Regions from separate parts of the Homo sapiens genome. Here region 1 is linked to region 2. A link is a loop called in an ENCODE intact Hi-C map of the cell type or tissue named here. Cell type or tissue: endothelial cell of umbilical vein. All regions are shown on one strand. Each heading gives the region's core, and the rest is flanking DNA. Links, peaks and the distances in the headings are about the cores only.

Region 1 (10,715 bases), core at 1,669-9,668, 140 kb after region 2:
AGTGCTGAGATGAATGTCTTCAATAGCCAAGAATGCACAGAAAATCTATTTCCCTGATGGGCTAACTGAGCTACAGACCTTCCTAGGGGCTCATGGTTTTGCCATGTCTGAAATTGATTCAATAACCAGCTGCATCACATCAGCAAGAAAGTCTCAACACAAGAGGACTTCTTGCCACATAGTTGCCATCTTTTGTTAAAACTATAGCTGCCCTGAAGGTCCTCAAAAAGCCAAGTGCCTTCTCTCACCAAGCAAGACAGCCTGATGCCCATGAGGGGCCCTATCATAAGGAGACTAGGGGGAGGGTATGTATCTGCATATGTGCAACATTGTTCTAGTTTTCCAGCGATCTCAGAGGAGTGTTCAACATCAAATTTTCTTTCTTTTTTTAAAAGAATTTATTTTTATTGTTTGTGGGTACATAGTAGGTGTATATATTTATGGGTTACATGAGATATTTTGATCCAGGCATGCAATGCATCATAATCACATCATGGAAAATGGGGGTCTCCATCCCCTCAAGCATTTATCCTTCGAAAACCAAGTCCTCTTAGCCCCTTTCCTTATGAATTAAATTTGGACAAAATGTTTTTAATAGCTGGAATTTCATAAGAGATATACTACTTGTTTGTTTCATCAACCCTCTTCCTGGGATGGACAAGGGATCAGACCTTGGAGAAGAGCTATTGTTTCCATTTAAAGCAGTTGCCAAGAGAGAGTTGAGTCTCCCAGTCTCAACCATGACTTTATGTGACTATTTTCTAAGACAATTTTTTGGGGGGCTTTAAAAACAGTCAATGCGGCCGGGCATGGTGGCTCACGCCTATAATCCCAGCACTTTGGGAGGCCGAGGCGGGTGGACAGCCTGACCAATATGATGAAACCCTGTCTCTACTAAAAATACAAAAATTAGCTGGGCTTGGTGGCATGTGCCTGTAATCCCAGCTACTCGGGAGGCTGAGACAGGAGAATTGCTTGAACCTGGGAGACAGAGATTGCAGTGAGCCGAGATGGCGCCATTGCACTCCAGCCTGAACAACAAGAGCTAAACTCTGTCTCAAACAAAAACAAAAACAAAAACAAAACAAAAATCAAACAGTCAGTGCATTGGCTTCTCTTAGAATGTAAATAGCAAACTTCAGGGATAAGAAATTGTACATGATTTGGGCAGAGTGTGTGGTTCTTACTCTAGCACTGGGGCTCTAGAAGAATGTATTCAGAACATCCTGTTCTTCCAACAAAAGTCACTTTAATAGTTTCCAAAGGAGAGAAATTGACCAGAAGGGAGTTAGCCTGAAGAATGCACAGGAAATTAGTGTATGCGGATGTCACCCCGAAGAGACATTAATCATGAATTCGGATTTTAGTGAATGATATGAGCCACTTGGAGTAACTGGGTACCAGGGAGGAAGTAGAACCACACCAGTGTTAAGACAGAAAAACTTGAAGATACATTCATACAAGCAAGTTCACGGGTGTCAGTGCTTATCGGTATATGAGAACATGGTGAAGGCTGGCTTGGGCCGATCGATTGTGGATGTTTTCTTAGTAACTATATTCTAACTACCTGTTATATATTTTTTTGATAATTATGGGGACATTTTATTAATACTTATATCAAATGTGAACATTCATTTGTTCATTCATTAATGCACCCTTTGGACAAATGTTTATTTACTAACTGGGGTATATACTGGCATAGGTGCTGGTGCCTACAAAGATGATTAAGATATTGTTTCTTCTTCAAGACCTTACAGACTAGAAAAGAGGAGGCCTGATGTGATTGAAGTAATCTTACATTATTTTTTCTTGGGAAATATGAATGTAGAGCGTAACTCCTTATCAGGGGACTCACTCTGGGACTTGGGGATGAGGGAGAGTCACTGACAAAGGGGGAGAAGAGGCTGTTGCCCTACCTAAGAAACATTAACTGTTCTCCATGCTCTGATCCCTTGTCCACCCCAGGAGGAAGGTTGATGAAATAAACATATCTCTTATGAAAATCCAGATATTAAAAACATTTTGTCCAAATTTAATTCATAAGGAAAGGGACTAACAAAACTTGCTTTTCAAAGGATAAATGCTTGAGGGGATGGAGACCCCCATTTTCCACAGTGTGATTATGACACATTGCACGCTTGTATCGATATCCATACTCCCACCCTGTGGGAAGGGCAATGAGTGAGAATGAGGGAGGTATGTAGTACACCTCCTGAGGTTGGGATTTGCAGCACTAAGTGGCAGGGACATCAGGGCAGTGATGGATCCTAGGGTTGAGCCCAGGGATCATTGGGTTTGAAGAGTTGACAGCCAAGGTCTCAATGCTGACAGCACAGGATCCTGCTACTATTTATAGACATTTCTTTGATGGTGTAAATTTCTGTTGGAAAAAAATCCACTTTAACCGTTGATCAAAGCTTGGTGGCCACCTAAGAATGATCTGACATGAACCATCCTGCTGGGGCTGGCCGGTTGAGAATAATTAATCAGTGACACACTCTATACGGTAGGCAAACACCGGAATTTGTTCTGTGCATTTAAATAACAACACTTGTGGGTATGTTTTTAAATTCAGAACCGTTAAATTTCTTTCTCTTTGAACCTCAGATGATCATCTCTTTCTCCCATTTCTATGAAACATCTCCTCCAGCGGGCTTAACGTTTTAGTGGTAAGATTCAAATAAAATAGAAGTCTCGGTGGTGGGGTGGGAATTGGCTGAATTATTTGTAAAGGCATGAAGCTGGTCTCTCCTTAGTCCTTCTCCCTAGGGAAACGGTGGGCAGATCGTTCTTCTAGAGAGAGTATTATAGATTTCTGCAGCCCTGAAAATGAATCATCTGCTTCAAACGCATGAGTGCTCCGCAAAAGTGAGGTTCTTGCCTCAACTAGATTAATTCAGTTCATATCAACCAATCTCTATTAAGGACAACCACGTGTAAGCCCAAAGCAGTAGGCAATTGCATATACAAAATGTGTTCCTTGAACCATTTTCCTGTCTAACCTAGAGCAGTGGTTTTCTATTCAGCAAGATCACATATTTGAAGATCAGGTTTGGGCAGGTGATCAGACCACCACACAGTGGATCAGAATCAGTCAGTAAGACACATTAGTTACCTATTTTCATGCCTGGGTCAGTAAACCTAAGTAGAAGTTTAATCCAATTATTAAATAAGTACTGAGATACTTTTAAAGAGCAAAACCACTGGCTTTTATTTTGATCACCCAATTAGTCCCACAGATCCAGTTTACATGAAAAAAAAAAAAAAAACTACATGTTTGTTTTTAATCGTTTTTGAGTTGATTTTTGTATATGGTATAAAATAAAGGTCCAGTTTCATTATTCTGCGTTGTGGATATCCAGTTTTTACAACACCATTTATTGAAGAGATTGTCTTTTTCCCAAACCTGGAGGATATTACGCTAAGTGAAAAATGTCAGACACAGAAAGACACATATACTGCATCATCTCACTTCTAGGTAGAAGGCTAAAATAGCCAGACTCACAGAGGAACAGGGTAGAATGTGGTTTCCAGGAGCTGGAGGAGGGGGAAATGGGGAGATGTTGGTCAAGGGGTACAAAGTTTCAGTTACGCAGGAGGAATAAGTTCTGGGCACCCAATGCACAGCGATGTGACTGAGTTAACAATGCTGTACTGTCTACTTGAAATTTGCTGAGAGGATAGATCTTAAGTGTTCTCATCATAAAATGTTTTTTAGAAAAAGAAAGCAAAAAAGAAAATGGCAACTATATGAGGTGATAGATACATTAATTAGCTTGATCCTGGTGATTATTTCACAATGTATACCTGCATAGGAACATTACATCATACACCTTAAATACATACAATTTTTGTCCGTGATATCTCCATAAAGATGGAAAAGAAAACTCTCAATGATATGTGTAAGAGCAACTGATATTAATGTCCTAATGACATACTTGTCTATCAAGCTTCTGCCTTACCTTCAAACTACAAAGAGAGAGGATTTTAAAGATTGTTTGTTTGTTTAAGTAAAACAAGCCCTTTTGATGGCCATATAGACAACAAGCTGCCTGTCTGGGTCTAGTTAAAGGCTGGCCTGTCTGCTCCAGCTATCTCTTGGAGAACAGACATGTTAATTTAAAGGTTTGCTTCTATAGGGCCCCTGGCAGCCTGGCACTGGCCTGGGATCAGGCAGTGGTTCTCAGAAGACTACACTCTTAGCATCTGCCCTTATTCTTCCATGTTTGTGTAGATGGCTTACACAACCAACCTTGTCTTTCCCACTCAGGATGCATTTTCCATTTTGACAGCCTCTCCAATGAGTACAAAGCCTCTATTCCTCTGCATCCATCTCCAGCCCCACCGCAGTCCCTGGCTCATGCACCCACAACCCCTGACCAGTCACAAGGATGAATTTCAAGACTTTCAAAACTCAGAAGCAGGGAAATGAGTGTCAGGCACACCCAGGAGTACCCTGAACTTATGATGGGGTGAAACATAATAACTCATCTTTTCTCAGTCTTGCCATCTGTCACTTACTGTACCATTTGGAGTCAAAGAGGCTTGCAGGGATTCCGAGGTCGCCACCAGAAGTGTGCAACTGGAATGTGCCAGGAATGATCGCCTGGGCTTCACCACGTGGACTTTCTAAGGCATTTGTTTGCTAGGGTTCAAATACACATTGTGGAGACACTAATCTTTACTGCATCCTCCTGAATCTTTTATAGACATTTTTTTTTTTTTTTGAGATGGAGTTTCACTCTTGTTGCCTAGGCTGGAGTGCAATGGCACAATCTCGGCTCACTGCAACCTCCGCCTCCCGGGTTCAAGTGATTCTCCTGCCTTAGCCTCCTGAGTAGCTGAGAATACAGGCGCCAACCACCATGCCTGGCTAATTTTTGTATTTTTAGTAGAGATGGGGGTTCACCATGTTGGTCAGGCTGGTCTTGAACTCCTGGCCTCAGGTGATCCACCTGCCTCGGCCTCCCGAAGTGCTGGGATTTTAGGCACACCCAGCCTTACAGATGTTTTTTAATGGCTCTTTCCCATCTGTAACAGACACACAGGATTTAAAGATTTCCATGCCTTCCGGAGTTGTTTAGAGAACCAAGGCATGAGCTCTAGGCGAAGCTCTTAGAGCTGGTCTGAAATGAGAAGCTGTGGAATAGGAGCTGGAGCTATGTGACGACTACTACCATTGCATGTTCTGCACTTTGGACAACTTTGAGTGGGGCATTTTGCTCATTAATGTCATTGCCAAATCCAGGAAGTCTGCTGGTTGTAAAACAATCTTGAGGAAGAACCACCATCCATTTCACCCAACTCTGACTTAGATTTTTTTTTTTTCTTCCCCCATTGCCTTTCCCATGGGCCTTAGAATGATCAATGATGTTTAATCCCTTTAGAGTCAGCGGCCTTGGTTCTAAGAAATATTCTAAGTTTTTAATTTTTTGAGATGGGGTCTTTCTATGTTGCCCAGGCTGACCCTGAACTCCCAGACTCAAGCAATCCTCAGGCCTCAGCCTCTTGAGTAGCTGGGACTTCACGCATTCTACCACTGCTGGCTCTAACAAGTATTTAAAAATACTCCCTTACTGTCCTCAAATAAAATTCATGGATCGTGCAACCTGCTTACACATATTATTGAAAAAAATTAGCACAATTCTCTGTTATGTAAACAAAAGATAGTAGGAAAGTAATCTGTCAGCAAATAACATATATTACAATATGTAAATGTTTGCAGATAATGCAACTACAACCAGAAATCATGAAGAAGTGATCGATTTCTTAATTACTGTGAGGCCAGAACTCCAAATGCTAATTGCCAAATGTCTGTCATGTTGGAGACTCAAATGCCACTGGGGTATTGCCATTAGTGAAGCGCTTTTCCTGAAACATGAATAGTTCTTGGTGAACTTCCGGCTAAAACAAAGCATTATCACCCCTTGACTTGCAGGAGAGTTGTACTTGGGAGAGTCTGTAAACGGTGAACCGCAAGTAGCGCTATCCACACCCGCGACCCCTCCCTCACTGTTGCTGCCTGGGAACTACGTTGCCACCACTTCCAGTGAAGGCCACCAGGGGGCGCCAGCAAGGGGGAGCTGCTGGCGGACACCACCCTAAGACGCCCACCCTTTGGTGGATGCGGTGTTCTGTGCCGTGTCCACCATCACCCCTCAGACACCAGCATGGCATCCCCTCACCCCATCTGTTGCTAGGAGCCAGCATCCCTGGACTGCACTAGTGATAAAAGGCGGGGGACATCCTGCAGGAAGGAAATGGGGCTGAGTGTGTTTGTGTCTTTGAGCAGGAGACGGTGGTGGTGGGAAATCATGCACAGTCTGTTTCCCAGTCTTGGTAACTTTGCCTGGTATTGCCAGATATACCCAAGAGCAATTCAAGTGGCTGCAGTAGTCACCAGGTAGGTCTGGAACGAAACTGAATATCTGCGAGGCTCCACTACGTTCTTTTAAGATAATTGTATTGGCTGGGCGCGGTGGCTCACGCCTATAATCCCAGCACTTTGGGATGCTGAGGTGGGCGGATCACCTGAGGTCAGGAGTTCGAGATCAGCCTGGCCAACATGGTGAAACCCTGTCTCTACTAAAAATACAAAAATTAGCCGGGCGTGGTGGCACATGCTTGTAATCCCAGCTACTCAGGAGGCTGAGGCAGGAGAATCGCTTGAGCCTGGGAGGTGGAGGTTGCAGTTAGCCTAGATTGTGCCACTGCACTCCAGACTGGCCAACAGAGCGAGACTGTGTCTCAAAAAAAAAAAAAAAATTATTTTAGATTCAGGGCACATGTGCTTGTTACATGGATATTATTAATACATGCTTATTGGTGGAGTGTGGGCTTCTAGTGTGACCATCACCCAAATATTGAGCATTGTACCCAATAGCTAATGTCAAGGAACCAACCTAAGTGTCCACCAATGGCTGATTGGATAAAGAAAATGTGATAGGCCGGGCATGGTGGCTCATGCCTGTAATCTCAGCAATTTGAGAGGCTGAGGCGAGTGGATCACTTGAGCTCAGAAGTTCAAGACCAGCCTGGCCAACAAGGCGAAACCCCATCTCTACTAAAAATACAAAAATTAGCTGGGCATGGTGGCATGTGCCTGTAATCCCAGTTACGTGGGAGGCTGAGGCAGGAGAATCTCTTGAACCCAGGAGGTGGAGGTTGCAGTGAGCCGAGATCGTGTCATTGCCCTCCAGCCTGAGCAACATAGCAAAACTCAGAAAGAGAGAGAGAGAGAGAGAGACAGAGAGAGAAAGAAAAGAAAGAAAAAAAAGAAAAGAAAAGAAAAAAGAAAAGAAAAGAAGTTAGGAAGGAAGGGAGAAAATGTGATATATAGACACCATGGAATGCTACACAGCCCTAAAAAAGAATAAAATCACCTCATTTGCAGCAACATGCATGGAGCTTGAGGCATTCATCCTAAGTGAACTAACTTAGAAGCAGAAAATCAAATATCGCATGTTCTCACTTATAAGTGGGAGCTAAACACGGGTCCACTATGTTGTTGAGACACTACATTCCCCAATAGCAAGAGCTATCTGTTATAACTTGGACATTTTTCTATTTGGTCCCTAGGGTCCCCCACTAAGGACATGCTTGGGAGGTCATGGCACTGTGTACCCTGCCTTTCCCTAGATGTTCATTAAGCGCATTTGTTGCATTGTGCATATCCTTGCCTGCTCCCTAGGCTGTGGAGGAGCTATCGGTACCCAGCTGGTTGTCTGTGGCAGGCTGGTAGCAGGTGAGGGCAGGTCTCGGGGTTCCGAGTGATGAGAATCCAGAGACGCACGTCCCTGACTATTGCTGGATCCTTGAGCAGACAGGGCCCTCTGTTACCCACACTCGAGTTCCAGAACTTAGAAGAAGAGTTCCAAGAACAGCTGGCTGTGGAACAGCCATGGGAGGATGTCTCTTGCCCTTTAAGCTTCCATGAGGTGAATATATACAGTGTCCATCCCTGAGAAAAATGAAGCTTCCACAAGACAACAGATAAATATTTTCAGGAGAAAATGAAATATTTTCATGAGAGATGATCAGATCTGATCCTGGGCCTTGGGTGGGTGGGTCTCTACCTGCACTTTACAACCCTAATCAATAAATAACCTGAGCTCCTTGTTCAGCTTACAAGTCCTTGGTCCAGTTTAGCTCAAAGAGAGACGGATGTCCAGTGACCTAAATTTATCTTACAATGGCAGTGCTGTGCCTGACACCAGGTTCATGCATCTTCACACAGGCCGTCCCTAGAAGAGAAAAGGATGCCTCCCCTCATTGGCTTTCTAATATTACTGCAACAACTACAACCTTGGGGACAATTTCCTGGTGGGAGGACATGCCCAATAATGCAGGTGCATAGTGGAACACTGGCATCACTTAGTTGGTGACTTGAGGACCTCAGTCTCCCTGGGTTCAGTTTCCTCATGTGTCAAATTCCCAGCTTAACTAGATGAGGGTTTCCAGACTTTGAGTAATATGAAACAGTACAATCTGAAAATGAAATTAAATACCGGGGGGACCAACCTATAGGGTTGTCAGTATCTTATATGCTACGTTAGGGAATTAAAAACAAAATAGACTGGGCACGGTGGCTCACACCTATAATCCCAGCACTTTGGGAGGCTGAGGCGGGTGGATCGCCTGAGGTCAGGAGTTTGAGACCACCCTGGCCAACAAGGTGAAACCCTGTTTCTCCTAAAAATACAAAATTAGCTGGGCGTGGTAGCAGGCATCTGTAATCCCAGGTACTCAGGAGGCTGAGGCGGGAGGACTGCATGAATCCGTGAGGCTGAGGTTGCAGTGAGCCAAGATCACGCCATTACACTCCAGCCTGGGCAACAAAGCAAGACTCCATCTCAAAAACAAACAAATAAACAAAAAAAAAAAAAGAAGAAAAAAATGAAACAAGCCAAATATAATCTGCTGTCTCCATGATTTTATTAAAGAAAAGACATTTTAACACACACTGAAAACAGGAGAGATAAAAATATTGGGTTTTAAAGTGGATAAATTTAGCTTGATAGAAAAATCCTTCTGTTGTCTGTATTTTTCTCCTGGGCTGCGTACCCACGAGGATTTTATTATAACGGAGATCAGGAAAGGGCATCTGGGACCAGAGCACAAGAGGATCCCAGCCTCGATCCAGCTGTATTTTTATCTCTAGTTTTTAATCTCCAGTTTTTATCTCTAGTTTTTAATACAGCCTCACACTGTTCCTATGAAATAGACTAAAGATATGCAAGAAACACACTAGTAAGCGAATCTCTGGAAACAGAATCCTCCACCTTCCTTTCCATGTGTTTTGCTTCTCTGACCATCTCAATGCCAAAATACAAAAATTAGCCAGGCGTGGTGGTTGGCGCCTGTAATCCCAGCTACTTGGGAGGCTGAGGCAGGAGAATCACTTGAACCTGGGAGGCGGAGGTTGCAGTGAGCCGACATCGTGCCATTGCACTCCAGCATGGGCAACAAGAGTGAAACTCCACCTCAAAAAAAAAAAAAAAAAAGTCTATAAAAGATTCAGGAGGATGCAGTAAGGATTAGTGTCTCCACAATGTGCATTTGAACCCTAGAAAACAAGTGCCTTAGAAAGTCCACGTGGTGAAGCCCAGGCGATCATTCCTGGCACATTCCAATTGCACACTTCTGGTGGTGACCTCGGAATCCTTGTAAGCCTCTGACTCCAAATGGTACAGTAAGTGAAAGATGGCAAGACTGAGAAAAGATGAGTTATTATGTTTCGCCCCATCATTAGTTCAGGGTACTCCTGGGTGTGCCTGACACTCATTTCCCTGCTTGTGAGTTTTGAAAGTCTTGAAACTCACAGCAGAGAACATCAGCAAGACGGAAAGGGAAAGCTGGAAAGATAAACACCCCGCCTTCCTGTTCGGAGTCTGCAGAAAAGGGACAAAGCCAGGCCAAGGGGAGCGGAGTATAGTGATGCTTGTTTCACTTCTTAACCCGGATTGCTTGCATTTGTACTTTCTGGGTGATGCTACCCACTTCCTACCATGACGGAATCACTGATTTTTACCTCTTCTCTAAGCACATGCTTGAGAGGGAGCAACTCAAGTTTTTGGGATGGAGTCTTGCTCTGTTGCCCAGGCTGGAGCACAGTAGACAGGCTCAAGCAATTCACCTCCCTCAGCCTCCCGAGTAGCTGGAATTACAGGCTATTGACCATTATACTCGTCTAATTTTTTTGTATTTTTAGTAGAGATGGGGTTTCGCCAGGTTGGCCAGACTGGTCTCGAACTCCTGACCTCAAGTGATCTACCCGCCTCAGCCTCCCAAAGTGGCAAGAATACAGGCATGCTCCACCGTGCCCAGTTGGGAGCAACCCAATTCTTACCCTCAAAACTGAAAAGCTCTGCTTTTGAAACTCTTTTGTTACTATTTTTTGAGTAGGTAATATATGCAGATGATACAAAATTCAAAATTAACAAGGGAGCAGAAACAAAAAGTTAATTTCTCTTATACCTCTGACCTACAGCCACCCAGTTCTCACTAGTGGCAACCACTTTTACATGCTTCTTGAGATATTCTAATCAGATTCAGGCATAAAATGTTACCATTGGTGATTATATATACACACACACATATGCACGTGTCCACACACAAACACACAAATAGAACATACTTTACAACTATAAATTGTACTTCACTGTCCGGATCTGGAATATTTCCTTTTTCTTTACTTTTTTTGAAACAGTCTCGTT
Region 2 (10,715 bases), core at 1,541-9,540:
TTCTGCCATTAACTTGTTGCATTAATGACTTGGGTGGAATATAATAAATAAAAATAGGAGTTGAAAATCTTCCTAATTAATGGCAATAAATGGGAAGTAGACAAAGAACATTATGGGGTGATTACAGTGTTGCCTTTTTTGTTCAGAAAAGGATGCAATTGCCATTCATTGAGATAATCTTGGTAATTCTTACATCTTTTCTAGAATTTTCAAGATAAAAGCTTTTTCTGATCTTTTTTGAAAATTAAAGAATTTCAGAAATTCTTAGAAATTGGTAATATAATCCACTGGGTCAAAGGCAAAGTCATCTGTCTTTTCTTCCTTCCCTTCCCCCCACCGACCTTCTCTACCTTAATGTTCCAGGACTCGCTGGAGACCCAGATGTAGTAGAGCCCTGGGCTCTCTCATCTGCTCCCAGTGATAGACCCTAATTCCTTTTCACAGCTAGAAGACTCTATTACATCCTGCCACCTGCCATCTTCACAAATCTTCCCTGTTCCCAACAAGGTAAGAATGGCTAGGGTCATGACTTTATCTGCAGAACCCTTTCTGGAAGGCTAGGTGACACTTGTGAAATATCAGAGCTAACATTTGTCCACGTATACTACTTTCTGTCTATAAAATTGATTTCAGTATTATAAGTGAGGATGCACCATTTATTTCAGTAGCACCTCCACTTCTACAGCCAGCTGGCTTCTTCTACCTCGATGGGATCATATCCCCCCAAAGTTAGCATCGTTGAGCCTTCCAGTAATATAAGTAAACAAGGTTGGAGAGGGGGAAATGCAAAGACAAAATCTCTTATTCTAGAGAAGTCTCCTTGCCTAATGCAGTAGCTCATGCCTGTAATCCCAGGGCTTGGGGAGGCCAAGGCAGGAGGATCGTTTGAGGCCAGGAATTCGAGACCAGCCTGGGAAACATAGCAAGATCCCATCTCTCCAGAAAAAAGAGTCTCCCATACTTTTTGAGAGTTAGGCGTTTCACAGATATTAACTAATTTGCTCCTCCGAATGTCACTTATAAATAAAGCAACCAAGGCTCAGAGAGACTCAGTAATTCACCCAAGGCCACATAAGCAGTGGCAGAGCTGGTTAGATGACCAAACCCAGGGCAAGATGGCGCCATCCTCCCCTCTCTGTTTGCCATGCCAGGTTGCACCACACAGATCCACATCAGGAGGCAGGGACACCAGCCTTGGCGCAGCAGCTGAGACCAGGGCGAGGTCCCTCAATGCCTGTAAGCTCTTCCTCATTTGCAAAAATGATCTAGATACCCCCTTTCATTCCTAAAGCACCATCTCTCTAAAATGTTTGATTGGCTGGATAACCCCCAGATCACATATGCACGTGGTTTGTAGACTGCACCAGGCATTGACTGTGATGGGCAGCCCTGCAGCCGTGGCTGCAGCCCTTGCTAACAGTAGCCCTTGTTACAACTGCCTTCTGTACATGGTTCTCCCCTCCTGCCAAGACCTGCAGGCTACATCTGTGCTACTGGTCACTCTGCAGTTCTTCTGTTACAAAACACTCAAGCAGCCCAATAAAAGGGGATTGAGAAGGCCGAACACTGCTCCCCATTGTGCTCCATCAGTGTCTACTTCATGTCCTCATCACCCTCCCATCTCTCCTTCTCTCTCTCTCTCTCTCTGGGCAACAGAGAAATAAATATCAGATACTTAGCAGGGCTGGCCAGTGGGAGTCGGGAGATGGGCAAGCCAGCGCTAGACTCTCCGGCTATTGGTAGGTATGTCGTCTAGCTCTGGAGGACCCACACTGTCTGGCTTCCTAGTTTGGGTTTTATCACATCTATATACTTCTTCCCAGGCATGTGGCGAGAGCGTAATGGTACATTTTCTGGTTATGAATGGCACAGCCTGGCAACTCGCCGATTATTATTTCCATTCCCTGTGATGCATTATCAATCTAATTCCCCATTACCTGCCGTTTTTGTTTTTTTTCCCATGCGTTCCCCATACAGCAAGGACAAAGAAAGGCAAAAACCCTGCAAAGAAGGCTGCATCACCAATGAACAGGCTAATCCCACAGGAAATTGTGGAGTGGTAGCTTCAAGTGTGCAGGGAGAGGTTTTGGCTAATTTGAAGTGCAAAATATCATTAAAAGGTTTGGGATTCTGCATTAGGACCAGGACTCCGGACTTTAAGGTTGGTAATGCATTACTAACTGAGGAAGAGGGGCCATACCACAGCACAGACTAAGAAAAGTTTTGACACAGGTGGGCCTAACAAGCGACACTGTGCTTTAGACCACTGGGGTTTTCCAGATTTCTTTCTTTTTTTTCCTTTATTTTTATTTTTTTAGAGACAGGTTCTCCCTCTGTTGCCCAGGCTGGAGCGCAATGGTGCAATCATAGCTCACTGTAACCTCCAACTCCTGAACTCAAACAATCCTCCCATTTTAGCCTCCTGGAGCAGCTGGGAACACAGGCACACGCCACCATGCTTGGCTGGTTTTTCAGGTTTCTGAAGTCTAAACAGATCCATGTTGGAGTGCGGTCTGCTACACTCACTCAGCGATTTGCTTATACAACCAGGGTCCGGGGAGTGCTCAACATGAGCAGCGAGTTAATGTAGTGAGTGTATGCAAGCAAAACATACGCAGTAGCCACGGATTGGCAAATAATTGCTAAGAAGGCAGGAGCAAAAAGGAACATGTGAATGTAAGTCAGAGTTTGGGGCAAAGGGTATGGATGTACCAATGCTCCTGACCACAGACAACACGTTTCTTCTTGTATTGCATCATTGAATGGCTGGAGCTCTACCTTTAAAACAAAAAGCCAGAAAACATCACACAGTGTAGAGATCGCCCTTCCTAACAAGCTAGAGCCTACAAGGAACTTCTCTGAATTAGAATTAATTATGCTGGTACATCTGTAGAGAGGTTTTGATTTGACTCAAACTGAGACTACCACTCATTTCTTCTTGATTATTTGGTAGTAATAAGGCCCCTGAACTGAACCGGATCCCCCATAGTCCTCTATTACTTTCCAACAACTGTGACTTTTATTCTTAGCAGTGACTTCCATCTTCAAGTGGAAGATGAACAATGTTTCTCTTTGGGAGGAAAATGCCCAATTTCCACTGATACAGTTAAGAACTGAGGCCGGGGGCGGTGGCTCACGCCTGTAATCCCAGCACTTTGGGAGGCTGAGGTGGGCGGATCACATGGTGAGGAGATCGAGACCATACTGGCCAACATGGTGAAACCCCGTCTCTACTAAAAATACAAAAATTAGCTGGGCGTAGTGGCACGTGCCTGTATTCCCAGCTACTTGGGAGGCTGAGGCAGGGTGGCAGAGGTTGCCGTGAGCCGAGATTGCACCACTGCACTCCAGCCTGGTGACAGAGCAAGACTCCATCTGAAAACAAAACAAAACCAAAACAAAAAACAAACATAACTGAACGCACACACACACTCATTAGCCCCCCAAATAAGCATTAGTGCAATGTACTAAACAGTAGCACCAGCTCTGACCATCTTCTGTAAACGTAAGAGAGGAACAGTGATAGGGATTTTTAAAATAATGCCACTGGTGGTAGAGCTGGTTACTTCCAATGTAAGGGTGTGTCTAAATTATTCCTTATAAGAGAAGGATGTGCTGATTCCATGAGACAACGGAAAGGGTGGCAGCTGATGGATTTAGGGAACTAAAATGAAACTGCTGTGAAGAGAATTTTTGATAAGCTGGATTTATGCTGATTCAGAAAACTTTTTGCAGAAGAGAGCATTGAAACCGTCTGGCCTTTGTGTGCAATCGTGACTCCAAAGCCCAAAGTTCCAAGAGCTATTGTACCAACTCTGGAGATGAAATTTTCTGGGAAAAACAACAACTAAAAATGGAAAATACTACTGATGTACTTCAGTCTGATTATGGCTGGAATGAACACCTCAAGATAAAATCCAGCACGCCCTTCCCCACAAGATCAGATTTTTTAGCAGCCACTTTTCCAAGATTCTCTGACTCTGATTTTGCTATTGGAGGAAAAACCCAAATATCTACATACCCTCCACAATTGATGCAATGATCCCTTTTCTTCCTTTTCTTACATCAATGCCTAACTTTTCAGAGACATCCAACATCTTTTTGTTGTTGTTCCTTTCATGACATTTCCAGAGAGAAACGGACAGCGCAGAATCAGAAATGGGTAAGGTGGGGTGAACCGATAAAAATGCAGTGTCCTGGGGAGGTCATGAGGGCACATGGGCCTGAGTTACTTGCTGATTCTATTAAGGTAAGAGAACTCCTGTTTTAGCTCAAGGGGAATATAGTTTTTAGGGTTTAGACTGAGGAATCATTAGAAGATCATTACCCTATTGCTTTCTTATGAGGTCCCAGAAATTGCTTCTAAGATGCTGAGATTTTGCACAACAAATAAACCAAAAAAGAGAAATTCTGCCACAAATGTTATCATATCAGGTGCTACCCCAAAAATAAGACATATGAATTGAAGTTACTCCTGACACTGGACTCAGACATTCTAATACTCTGTGGAGAGTAGTTTAAAAGAACTTCAAAAGCTGGTTAACTGTTAGCATGTCTATTTCTCATTTTGACATATTGAACTAGGAATTCTTCAAAAGTTATACTGTTCCTTTTCTTAAAATATGCAAAAATATCTAAGAACAAAGCTTTAGATTGTAAATTGCTCCATTATACTTTCATTCAGTATGATGCGTCAGGCTAAACGCAAGTCTTATGAGGGGTAAGTATATGGCTTGCTGGACACGTGAATTGAACTACAAGCATGCTGCACGCACGTGCGGATGCAAACACACACGCACCAGCATAAACAATGTAAACACAAGTGGTATATTCATGCAGTAAAGGCAGTAACGATCTTTGATGGTAGTCTCACCCAACACTTACTTAAAGACAAAGGTAGCCTGGCAAGTCCCCTCAATATGAGATCTCCTGAACCTTCCATATCCCTTTCTTTCACATCACAAACCAATCTCACTTTTTGCATCCACTCCTTAAGGTTGACTCAAGAGCTCTTTCCTTGGCAACTCTTGCATATCTGCTATTCCACAGAGCTCTCTCCCCAAGTTCCAGAACCAAGCAAGGAGTCACTGGATGTCTTTCCCTTTGACCTCAGGCTATAACTTCGCTGTGACAATAACATCGAGAGCTGTGCACATCTGGGATGCTGTTCTCATGGATTATGAAATCAGCAACTCACTGAACCTCAAGGGGTCTCAGTTTCCCCAATGACGAGATCATGCTAATGGCACCAGCCACCTGCCAGGTTATCAGGGGACTTGATAACAATGTCTGCAAATTACAAAGAGAACCCGTGCCATAAATAACAAGTCTTATTAATAAAATTAGTTCAAGACAAGTGCCAAAAACAATATAGCAATAGCAGCGGCAGATCACACTTGGTCAGAACAAAAGAGGGTGGAGAGATTTTCTGATCCTTATTCCTACTAAAACAATTCCCCTTTAATGAAAGAATAAGAATTTAATTTTTTCTCCCTAAAACATTACTTCTACCCACACAACTTCATACACCAGTCATTACTTCTTTCTAACTTATCTGGAGGCAACATTGTATTCACTGGCTGGACAATATAGCGTTGATTTCAAAGCATGTCCAAATATTGCCTCCAATTAAATTAATTGCAGCTATTTAACTTCTCAGGACCAAGTGGATTCAAACCTATTTGTCACACGACCCTCATTCCTGCTGTGCCCTAAATAAACCCAAACTTCCTTTGCAACAGAATGGATCTAACAGAAGACAGTGTACAAACTGGATCATCTCCTAACCTTCTAGGTTGCAAGAGACAAGTAACACTTTGAGAACCAAACCAGATTTCTGTTGATTTGAGGCTTTGGTCTTCTGGCCCTGTCCAAGTCCAAGTCACACTCAAACATAAATGGGGCTTAATGCTACGAATGGGCTTGATACAATTTAAAGACCAAAAACAAAACAATGAAATGTGTCTTCCTCTCCCTGACTGCTGCCCCCAATGCAAAAGCACTTTGCTGCACATTTGAAGGACGGCATACCCAGCTAAGTTTCATGAAGTCTAAGGGACAGGTTACTGTATCCAGTTCCTAAGGTACTTCCCCAGGGTCAGCAGTGGCTTCCCAGGATGAAGTCAGCAGTTTGTCCCGGGCTCTCTGAGCGGTGCTTTCCCACAGATCAGTGATGCTGTTGGAAAAGGACGACTTACGGATGCAGAGGTGGAAGGGGGGTACCAGCAGCTGAACCCTCAATCAGGTCCAGGCAGATGTATTCCCGATAGAACAGGCTGTCACCACTGACCAGCTCAGACTTAGAAATGTGCCTGTCTAGGTTTTCAGAGCAACCCCTTTCATCACTATCTGTGAGGAGGATTCGAACTGAAAGAAGCCAGAAACAGCAGTAGCAGCGTCTCCACTGGGATGCTCCATTCATAGGGGAGCCAGAGCCGCATCCATTCATGGTGGGGTCAGGGAGTCCTTTGCGGGCATTGGTTCTCGTTTCTCAGCAAGCTGCACTTCCCGGGGGGCTGGCATGGCTGCATCGTTCAGAATGAGGATGTCTATTAAGAAGCCGTCGCCAGAGCTATTATTAGCACAGCCATCCCTTGGAAATTTCGCAGAATACGCCTGAATGTACGAACAGTTACTCTGCTAACAGGGTACTGGAGAAAAAGGCACCAAGTCGCTCGTTACGCACAGGCAGCCCACGCAGCTTTCTCGGTGCAGCACCGGGAATCTTTTCTGAATTCAACGTGCACCAACATTTGAGCAGCTGCCTCCAATATAGAAGCACTGCATTTAGCCAATTTTAAATGAGCACGTACTAAAGGGGGTTCCCTTCTGTTCTCCTCCCCTTCCGAGCGTCCGTTTTCTCTGCATCAAACTTGCTGCAGCCATTTGGAACGTAAAAAGCAGTCCATCTTAGCAGCCCCGGGCACCGGCGATCGGCTGCTGGCCCCCGCCACCCTTGTCTGAAACGCCCTGTCCTGCACCCAAAGGAAAGGGCTCCCCTGGCACTCTCAGAAAATGGTTTTAAAAAAAGCCTACACAGCTCTGCCTAAAGCCATGTCCTTTCCTATCTCCCCGGGTAGATTCAGACAGCGTGGGACTGAGGTGCCCAAGGAAAGTAGGTGTGTGTGTGCCGAGGGGAGGGTTGCAGAAGAAAGCACAGTATGTGCCCCACGTGGGATTTGCATTTAAAAACTGTAACATACGCGAAATAAACGACTCCAGGCCCCCAGTAAAGAAGCAGCGGCGCGTCCCTTTTCCCCGGCCCAGCGTGAAAACACGGAAGGCGAAGGGCTGCCGTCAGTCGCCTCCCTGCCACCGCGACCGGGAAACAAAGACACATTACCTTTTATTTTTTGCGCTTCCAAGGGATCCGAGGAACTTCTGGCTGCAAGCGGCTGGTACCCCGGAACGGGCGTCCCATTCGCCCGGGCGAAGGCCCTTGGCCTACTAGGCGGCCTTGGCGCCCGCAGCTGGCGAGCCCCCGCCCCGTCCCCGCCGCCGCCCCCGCCGCGGGCCCTCGGCGTCAGCCCATAGCCCGCTCGCGCCTCTCGCGCCGAGCCTGGCCCGGCGCCAGTGAGCCCCGCCGCCGGCCCGCCCCTCGCCCGCGCCCGGCCCGCCGCATGGTGCGCCCAGCGCGCCCCGAGCCAGTCCCCGGCGCGCTGCTAGGTCGGGTGCTAGGCGGCCACCGCGCGCCACCGCCGCCGCCACCGCCCGCCGCCCGATCCTGGACAACAATGCGCGCCCCCGCCCCCCCAGAAAGCCAGGGACGCCCCCAGTCGCCGCCAGAGCTGGCTCGGCTTCCCAGCCCCTCTCCGTGGCACCCGCAGGCGAGACAAAGTTCGCTCCCGGTGAGGCTGCGCGCGTCCAAAGCGTGCGGGATGCCCAGCACGGAGGTCCCCAAGCGGGGGACCCCTGGCTCCCCCACAAAACCCACCCAAAGCCACCGCTCGAGGCCCTCTCCTACCCTGAGAGCCCGGAGACAGCAGCTCCCTTGGCTGAAGGCACAGCTCTTACCCCTCGATCTAGTCCAATTGTATTGAATTTTAATCTCCCCTCAACTCTTCAATGGAAGTTGCTGCAGGATAACCGAGGCATGTGGCTATTGTCAAGGCTTCGCGACAATGACTGGGAGAGGGAGACTTCCATTGCGAGAGACCCGGGGTAGGAAAACGGGCTGACACGTTGTCTTTCCAAAAAAGAGAAACAAACTCTGGGAAGATTCCCCACCAAGAACAATAACTCAATTCACAGGGTATGTCTAAATGTTTATTGCTTGAGGAGCTCAATTTGCTCTTAGACACATTTTTTTTCATGAATTGTCAAAACACGGTGATAAAATAAAAGGGGATGCTGGCAAGAGCCTCCACTTAGCAAAAGCCGACTTGTTTCTGGGTAAAGTCTTTCTCTAGAATTTCCAACCTGCACCCATCCACTCTTCAGGGGAGAGACTGGTTTTCCTCCCACCATGGTTGATCTAGTACTTGGTAGATCTAGAAACATCATTTTCCGGAGACCGGTAGGCTCTGAGGACTTACAAACTTCGTAATAAAAAGAAATCACTCACATCCTGTCTTCCAACTGACTGAAAATTATACCTTTTTCCAGTCACAGGTCCTGTGTTGTTTTCTAAACAACACTGGTAAAAATTTTCAACAGTTCAAAAGGCCTCACCATCAATAGAAAGGGAATTGGGCATACAGTTAGCATTGGAGAAAAAAGTTGAACGCTGGTGTTAAGGACTACCTGTTTTGTGTTTGTTTGTTTGTTTGTTATAGAGACAGAGTTTCACTCTGTCACCCAGGCTGGAGTGTGATGGTGTGATCACGGCTCACTGTAACCTCCCCGTCCTGGGCTCAAGTGATCTTCCTGCCTCAGCCTCCTAAGTAACTGGGACTACAGGCACACCCCACCACACGCTGCTAATTTTTGTATTTTTTGTAGAGACGGGATCTTGTCATGTTGCCCAGGCTGGTCTTAACTACCTGTGTTATTTCAAGCTGACTGGAGACTTGATGATCTGAAGCCAGGTTCGAATGGGATTCTCAGGTACCTCTCTAAAGTCTGTGAGGCGTATTCCAATGCAAAACCCCATTTTTTGATAATGCAATTGGAGCCCATCTCCTTGTGTTCTGAGGTCCTCAGAGGGCATATTGTTTCTTTGCACGCAGACTAGTTCTAGTCCTGATTTGTTTTGACTGCAACACCTAGTAATGGACAATGAGGAAATGTTCAGACCTACAACATTTTTTTTTCTTTTTTTGAGACAGAGTCTGTCTCTGTTACTCAGGCTATAGTGCAGTGGCACAATCTCGGCTCACTGCAGCCTCCCCTCCTGGGTTCAAGCGATTCTTCTGCCTTAGCCTCCCGAGTAGCTGGGATTACAGGCACCCACCACCATGCCCGGCTAATTTTTTAGTAGAGGCGGGGTTTTGCCATGTTGGCCAGGCTGGTCTTGAACTCCTGACCTCAGGTGATCCACCCACCTTGGCCACAGTGTTGGGATTACAGGCGTGAGCCACCGCACCCAGCTCAGACATACATTTCTCTTCCAATATTTTGTTTCCATCCTTAGAGGAGTTGTTGAATTTTATCCACATCTACACCTCCTGCTTTCCGCCTTGGCCACTGTCATATTCTGTATGTCCTAAACTGAACTTGCCTCACTGGCCAATCCTGCCTCCAGGCTCCCTCTCCTAGTAAACAGCATGCTCCCTCCTCCTCCCCAAAGCCAGAAACAGGGATAGAGAGCTCATTTCCCTCCCTCCTTTCTCTCATTCCTCACCTGATCATGGAGCCTGTCCTCATAACTACCTCATGAAAAGTCATGAGGGCAGCCCCTTATCCCAACAGTGCCTGAAGCTGAGTGAGCAACTGCTGGGCGCCAGGCATACTCAGGCCACATCATCTTTCACCAGGATGTCTCCAGCAGCCCTGTGAATGGGTGCTGATCTTATCTCTCTCAGATGCATTCTCCACTCCAGCTGGAGCGATTCTCCTAAATCCCAGATCTGATCCCGTAACTTTCGCTAAAAACCTGTTCAGGGCTTCCCTGGCTTTGGGGACAAAAAGTCCATATTCCTTCTGATGGCTATAAGGACCCCCTGGTCATCCAGTCTTATCTTTTGCCACCCAGCCCCACCAGAAATCGTGTCACCCCCTACCCTCCAGCTACAGAACCCTCTTCCAGGGCTCCGTATGTTCCAGGTGGTCACGCATCCGCGGATCACCCAGTAGCCCAGGCTGGAGAAAGAGCTCAGCTCACATCACTGCTCTGCTTAAAGACTGCGGGTGGCTTCTCACTGCTCCTGCCACATCCTCTTTGTCTTCATCACATATTATTCACATTTCCTGCTTCCTCTCCCTGGAAGGCCAGGCCCTGCTCCCTACCCCACTCTTTGGGTAGCTGGCTCCTGGTCGTCTTTCAGGTTCTTACTCAAATGCTGCCTCTTAGATAACCTTCGGTGACCAGCACATGGGGAATGTTTTCCCCCAGGTACTTAATATATCACCATCCTGTTTATTTTTTTCTTAACACTTAGCCACCATCAGGATTCACAGACCTGTGTGAAGGGCACAGACTGAAGCCATTCTGCCTGGGCTTGAATCTTGCCTGGCCACCCACTAGCTGTGCAAGCTTAGGCAAGTTTCTTAACCTCTCTGTGCCTCAGTTGAGAACACTCATCTATGAAATGGGGACAATAATATTGCCTACCTTG

Evidence for each region. A loop is a pair of places that touch in the nucleus more often than their neighbours do. Peaks named below come from ENCODE experiments on the same cell type or tissue, not always from the same donor. Only the 100,000 strongest peaks of a DNase experiment are listed, where the experiment ranks them.
Region 1: it touches region 2 in a loop (2.1-fold over the local background); 2 of 110 quality-filtered maps call a loop at or near these places.

What each region holds. Positions count from the first base shown.
Region 1 is chr10:14,026,558-14,037,272 of GRCh38, forward strand. The region is part of intron 2 of FRMD4A (FERM domain containing 4A); the gene reads right to left. Among named protein-coding and RNA genes, the nearest start is that of FRMD4A-AS2, 40 kb to the left of the region's middle. RefSeq lists a silencer at 5,396-5,561. In endothelial cell of umbilical vein, for the core only: a CTCF peak has its summit at 6,060 (motif pointing right); no DNase peak of the experiment used is centred there.
Region 2 is chr10:13,884,282-13,894,996 of GRCh38, forward strand. All of the region lies in intron 2 of FRMD4A (FERM domain containing 4A), which reads right to left. Among named protein-coding and RNA genes, the nearest start is that of FRMD4A-AS2, 100 kb to the right of the region's middle. RefSeq lists an enhancer at 2,899-3,028. In endothelial cell of umbilical vein, for the core only: no CTCF peak of the experiment used is centred there; DNase peaks (open chromatin) are centred at 6,130, 6,930, 7,010, 7,180 and 2 weaker places; H3K4me3 peaks cover 3,222 bases; H3K27ac peaks cover 5,103 bases.